2 separate regions of the Homo sapiens genome follow, and region 2 is linked to region 1. The links are chromatin loops, found by intact Hi-C in ENCODE. Cell type or tissue: CD14-positive monocyte. All regions are shown on one strand. Links, peaks and the distances in the headings refer to the core of each region. The heading gives the core; the rest is flanking DNA. Region 1 overlaps SLC16A10 (solute carrier family 16 member 10). Region 2 overlaps SLC60A2-DT (SLC60A2 divergent transcript).

Region 1 (2,929 bases), core at 283-2,782:
AGTGAGCCAAGATCGCACCACTGCACCCCAGCCTGGCAACAGAGTGAGCCTCCGTCTCAAAAAAAAAAAAAAAAAAAAAGGTGAATTATCTCAGGTTTTATATGGCATTGATGGACCACTATTGAAGGAAGCTGTGAAGGACTCAAAGCAGTTGAGAATAGGTATCGCCACCTAATTTTACTTGCCTTTCCTGCCACACACAACCAGAGAAGCTGGTTCATCTCTTACTGAGGAAATATTTTCATGCTTATTCAGAAGATTTTGCAGGATCCTCAGGAAGACAAAGCCAAAGAACAAGAACAGTCAAAGTAGGAACAGGACCAAAAGTCTGCACAGTCACTGGAAGGTGTCATGCTGAAGAAGGCAGGGATGGGACTTTGAAATGAGGCCAAGTGCATTTCAGTAACTGAGTGGGTTATCTGTTGTTGGCAAGCAATGTGCCATACCTTTGAAGGGCTAAGCTAGCCCAGGAGTTCTGATAAGAGCTTTGAACTTAATATCGCTGACACAAAAATAGGTCTCCTCAGATCCTATTTGGAGGTAAACCGGGTAAAAGTGATAAATAGTATTGCTTTTTAAAGTTCATTACATATTTTAGAGGTGAGTCAGTCAGACCATATAGAGATGCTTCATTTTAATCCTCTGTAGCAAGAATTGGCAAAAATATTCTCTGTAAAGAGCCATTTAGTAAATATTTTAGAGTAGGCTGCATAGTCTCTTTTGCAGCTACTCAGCTTCATACAACAAGTAAACAAATGAGTGTGACTGTATTTTAGTAAAACTTTGTTAGACGCTAACATTGGAATCTTACACAGTTTTTATATGTTTTGACATATTCTTTTGATTTTTTCCAACCATTTAAAAATGTAAAAAGCATTTGTAGCTTGTGAGGTGTACAAAAATGAGCAGTGGACCATGTTTTGCCTGCAGGGCACATTGTGCTGATCTTTACTCTATAGCATCACTGCCAGTAGAAATATAATGCTAGCCATATGTTATGGACTGAATGTTTGTAACCCCCAAAATCCATATTTTGAAGCTCAAACCCCTGGTGTGGCAATATTTGGAGATGGGACCTTGACAGATGTACTTAAGGTTAAATGAGGTCACAAGGGTGGGGTCCTGGTCAGATAGGATTAGTGTCCTTACAAGAAGAAACACCAGATACACTCATTGAGAAAATGCAGAACATTGTAACCTTACTGGTTTAGAAACCATAATACTGGCAGGCTTGCTGGTCTTCATTTTTATTATTTTGAATGTCTTCTTTCAAGTATTTTATGTATCCAGACCCAATTTGTATGATAAGGGAATTTCTTTCAAACTATTAGGTGAAGTCTTTAATTATGAAGTTGGCTTAAGCCATTAAGTAGTATTAATGGGGACATCCATCTTAGAAATTAACTGGAAATGTAGACTAGAAATATAAAAAAGTGTGGTCATGACTAATGTCTGTATCCATTTCCCAAAAAAGAGATTTGCGTATGTCCTCACATTGCAGAACCACACTGACACTCAGGGAAACATGCTGACGTCATTCTTCCAACATCCTTAGTTTGGATTTCATGAAACATTTTTTTCCATTTCTCCTTTTTCTGTGTTTAGTAATCCTTTCTTGGATTCTTGAAATCAGAGGCACTTATTGGAGTTGATAAATGGCAGTTCTTCATGTCACTGTTTAGAAATTTAACTTAGCTTATGGACTAGTTCAGGCTTAGATAACTCTGGAAGTCTTTGCACTTTCAAATATACTTTTTTATAGTTGAGTTTCTACACAATATAACATTTTATAACTTAAATGGAAGTAAAGTGAAATGCCAAAATGCCAGTTGATTCTGTTAATGTGTGCATCCCTCCATTCCAGAATTCCAAAAATATCAGACATAATGACTTTTATTTGTATTTTATATTATTAGATTTATCAGATATAAAATTGTTCTTTTAAACTGCTATTTCTAAACACTCTTTGTTTCTTTAGTTATCTTGTGAACTGGTAATAGTTTTCAGACTGGTGCCTGTCCATGAACCACTTTCAGCATTGGTCCAGATGACTTTCACTTATACCATGAGCCAGCAGATACTGTAGATTATTTGGCTGTTTTTAAAGAGAACATCATATCATAGTGTTGGTTATTAATATTTGAGCAAGATATTAGGGTTGTCTCGATGTCCCAATCATTGTGGAGTGCTTAGTGTGTGTTTGTTTTTTAAGAATTGACTTGGAAACATTTATCTTAAGGTGTTAGGGTTATTTTTATTCTTTAGTACTAACGGTATAAACTGAATTCCACTGAAATAGAGCTTATTTTGATGTATAATTTTTGAAGTTATTTTTTATAAGTCTGTGGGTAGATAGCAGCCAAGTAGGCACTTTATTTCCCTAATAGAAAAAAATATATATTTTTGTCAAATATTTCTGTTTTATTCATTCATTCAAAGTATATTTGGAATGTTTATTTCCAGGAAATTTTGGAATATACAATACAACCAGCTTCTTATAACTCCACTTTAAGTGAGCCATAGGTCAAATAATGACCAGCAAAATGTAATGACACGTGTGCCTCTTACTCCCTGTTGGAGGAATTGAGGCACTCTGGTAACCCTGTAGGCCTGGATTAGTCCAGTTCATTGGCAGCAGCATTATCCAGATTTTATTGTGGCCGGCAACGGTGGCTCACACCGGTAATCCCGGCACTTTGGGGGGCTGAGTTGGGCCTGTTGCTTGAGCCCAGGAGTTCAAGACCAGCCTGGGCAACATAGGAAACCCTGTCTCTACAAAATATATAAAAATTAGCTGGGCGTGGTGGCGTGTGCCTGTAGTACCAGCTACTTCGGAGGCTGAGGCAGGAGGATCACCTGAGCCCAGAAAGTTGAGGCTGTGGTCAGCTCTGATTATGCCACTGCACCCCAGCTTGGGTGATACAGTGAG
Region 2 (2,929 bases), core at 229-2,728, 120 kb after region 1:
CTGGCTAATTTTTTTAATTTTTAATTTTTTATAGAGATGAGGTCTTACTATGTTGCCCAGGCTGGTCTTGACCTCCTGGCCTCAAGTGATCCTCCCACCTTGGCTTCCCAAAGTACTGGGATTACACACATGAGCCACCATGCCTGGTCTTATTTATTTATTTTGTTTGTTTGTTTTTGGGTTTTCCTTGAGACAGGGTCACACTCAGTCACCCAGACAAAAATGCAGTGGCTTGATCACAGCTCACTGCAGCCTCAAACCCCTGGCTTCAAGGGATCCTCCCACCTCAGCCTCCGGAGTAGCTGGGACCACAGGCATGTACCACAAAGCCTGGCTAATTTTTTGATTTTTTGTAGAGACAGAATTTCACTCTATTGCCCAGGCTGAACTTGACCTCCTGGGCTCAAGTGATCCTCCCACCTGGGCCTCCCAAAGTGCTGGGATCCCAGGTATGAACCACCATGCACAGTTTATTTATCTTTATTGTCTCCCCAATTAGACTGCAAGTTCCACAAAGGTAGAGCTTTTTGTCTGTTTTATCTTTTCATCTCCAACATTCAGAAAAGTGCCTGGCACAGAATAAGTGCTCAATGATGATTTTTTGAATAAATGAATGGTGTCCAAACTTGTCAGGACGAACATGTTGACTTTATTTTAGTGCTTTTAAGGATTTCCTTTGAAAACTTAGCCAGTGCAACTCAGCCAGTGCAGCTGGAGTGAGTCCGTGGTATCAGTGTTGAAACCAGGGGGAGCTTGGCTGGCATGGCTGCTCCAGGGCCAAGGAGAAGGCCACACAATTGGGAGATTGAGTCTATTTACAGGGGCTTGAACAAATAAATACATATATTAAGGAAATGGGAGCTAGGTTTCTCACTACTGGAGTAGGGAGGTACATATGTGGAAGGTGTAAAGTGAATAAACACTATGGTGATGGATTGGAATTGGGAAATGTGGTGTGAGTGTGTGTGTGTGTGTAGTCATGCATGTGTTTCCTAACTCTGTCCACAGAGAGGGTCTAGAAGCAATGACACTACAGTAACAACTCTGAGTATACCTCCATATTAAACAGCAGAGACTCAGATGACAGATACTTCACTAAAGAGAAGCTCCTGTATAAATTTTAAACCTAAAATAGAATGCTAGCGTAACGGAACTGAAGGGACTCTCATGGAAAACCTACAGTGCCTTCTAATCTTACAGGAATGAAAAGCTCATCTTGAGACATTAAACAAGAAGAAAAATTACTCATACTTTATCATTACAGACTATATCCCTTTAGACTATATTTACGGATATTTATGGAAATGATTTGTAGAAGTGCTACACATACTATTCTGCAATATGCTTTTTTCACTTAAGACTTGTAACATCTTTCTATGTCATATCCTTTATGACTTTTTTTTTTTGGTTAGTGACAAAAACCAAAATCAAATCAAACTGGTTTAAGAAAAAGAGTGAAAAGTCCAGGTGCTTTCTTTTTGGTAGGCATTGTTCAAGGGACCTCTTTCCCACAACTCCAAGCTATCCTTTGTATCAACTCTAGCAGATGAAAAAGAACTTCCCTCTCCCAATCTTTTGCACAAAAAGTCCTGGGATCAAAACGCACTGGTCTAACATAGGTCAGGTGCCCATCTTGGAACCCATCACTGAGCCAGGAGTCAGGAGATGCTGACTCAACAGACATGAATCATGCCGCCCTGAAGTGGGGTAATGGCTAACTCACTTCCTGAAATGAGATGAGGAAGGGTGGTGGTCCCCTCAAAGAAAACTAGGGTCCTGTTGCCTGGAAAAGTGAATGGATTCTGTGCAGAAAAATAACAGAAGTTTACCACATGTGTCATTCAGTATAATTCTACATCATTATTTTGATGGTTTCCACAGTTATCCCATGAAATGGATGAATCTTTAATTTGTTGTAACTCTATCATTGGACATGTAGATTTGTTTCCTGTTTCACAGTGATAAACACCATTGCTATGAACACTCTAATAGCGAAATCTTTATACTCATCTTTATTTCCTTTAGGCAAAATTCCTAGTGGTAGAATTTCTGAGTAGAAGGGTTAGTATTTTTGCCTTTGCTGTGTTTTGTCAAGTTGCGTTACTATATGCTTTCTCTGAACCTTCATAATATTATATACTGTTATTTTTTTAATTACAGAGACTGAACAGTTTACAGATTTTAAAAAGCCTTCATTTAAAAATTGCATTTGGGTTTTTTTTTTTGAATTGTGGTAAATATACATAAGATTTACCATTTTATATAACCTTTTTTTTGGGAGGGGGATGGGGTCTTACTATGCAGCCAGGCTGGTCTCAAATTCGTGGGCTCTAGCAATCTTCCCACTTCATCCTCCAGAGTAGCTGGAACTATAGCTATATGCCACTACACCAGCCTCACTTTAATCATTTTTAAGTGTACTATAGCATTATGTACGTTGCCATTGTTGTAACTATCACTACCATCTCCAGAACTTTTCATCTTCCCAAACTGAAACTCCATACCCATTAAACACTAACTCCCCATTTCCCCCCGCCACTGCTCAGTTCTTGTCAATCACCATTCTACTTTCTGTCTCTACGAATCTGACTGCTCTAGAACCTTATATCATGAAATCATACAGCATTTGTCTAAATTTGCATTTTTATTACTAATAAGTGTAATTTTTCTCATAAATCACTCAGCTATTTGCACTTCCTCTTTGGGGGTTTGTTCTTCTCCTTTGTTTATTTTTCTGTTCGGGAACTTTGTGAACTTTCTTCGTATGCTGTATTAGCTGTGACTCTCATATGTATTGCTAAAAGTTTTCCCTATTTGTTATTTGTCTTTTTACACTGATTATGGTGTTTTTAATTTTTTTTTAATTTAAATTTTTATTTTATTGGGCAGCCTCCTGAGCCAGAGTAGGCCCAGAGAGACTCCTGCAGTT

The links. Peaks named below come from ENCODE experiments on the same cell type or tissue, not always from the same donor. Only the 100,000 strongest peaks of a DNase experiment are listed, where the experiment ranks them.
Region 2: a loop joins it to region 1, with 4 times the contacts of the local background. A loop is called at or near these places in 2 of 110 quality-filtered maps.

What each region holds. Positions count from the first base shown.
Region 1 is chr6:111,118,622-111,121,550 of GRCh38, forward strand. The region is part of intron 1 of SLC16A10 (solute carrier family 16 member 10); the gene reads left to right. Among named protein-coding and RNA genes, the nearest start is that of SNORD166, 6.3 kb to the left of the region's middle. In CD14-positive monocyte, for the core only: no CTCF peak of the experiment used is centred there; DNase peaks (open chromatin) are centred at 1,140 and 1,520.
Region 2 is chr6:111,236,981-111,239,909 of GRCh38, forward strand. The region is part of intron 1 of SLC60A2-DT (SLC60A2 divergent transcript); the gene reads right to left. Among named protein-coding and RNA genes, the nearest start is that of SLC60A2-DT, 21 kb to the right of the region's middle. In CD14-positive monocyte, for the core only: no CTCF peak of the experiment used is centred there; DNase peaks (open chromatin) are centred at 981, 1,671 and 2,701; H3K4me3 peaks cover 629 bases; H3K27ac peaks cover 2,111 bases.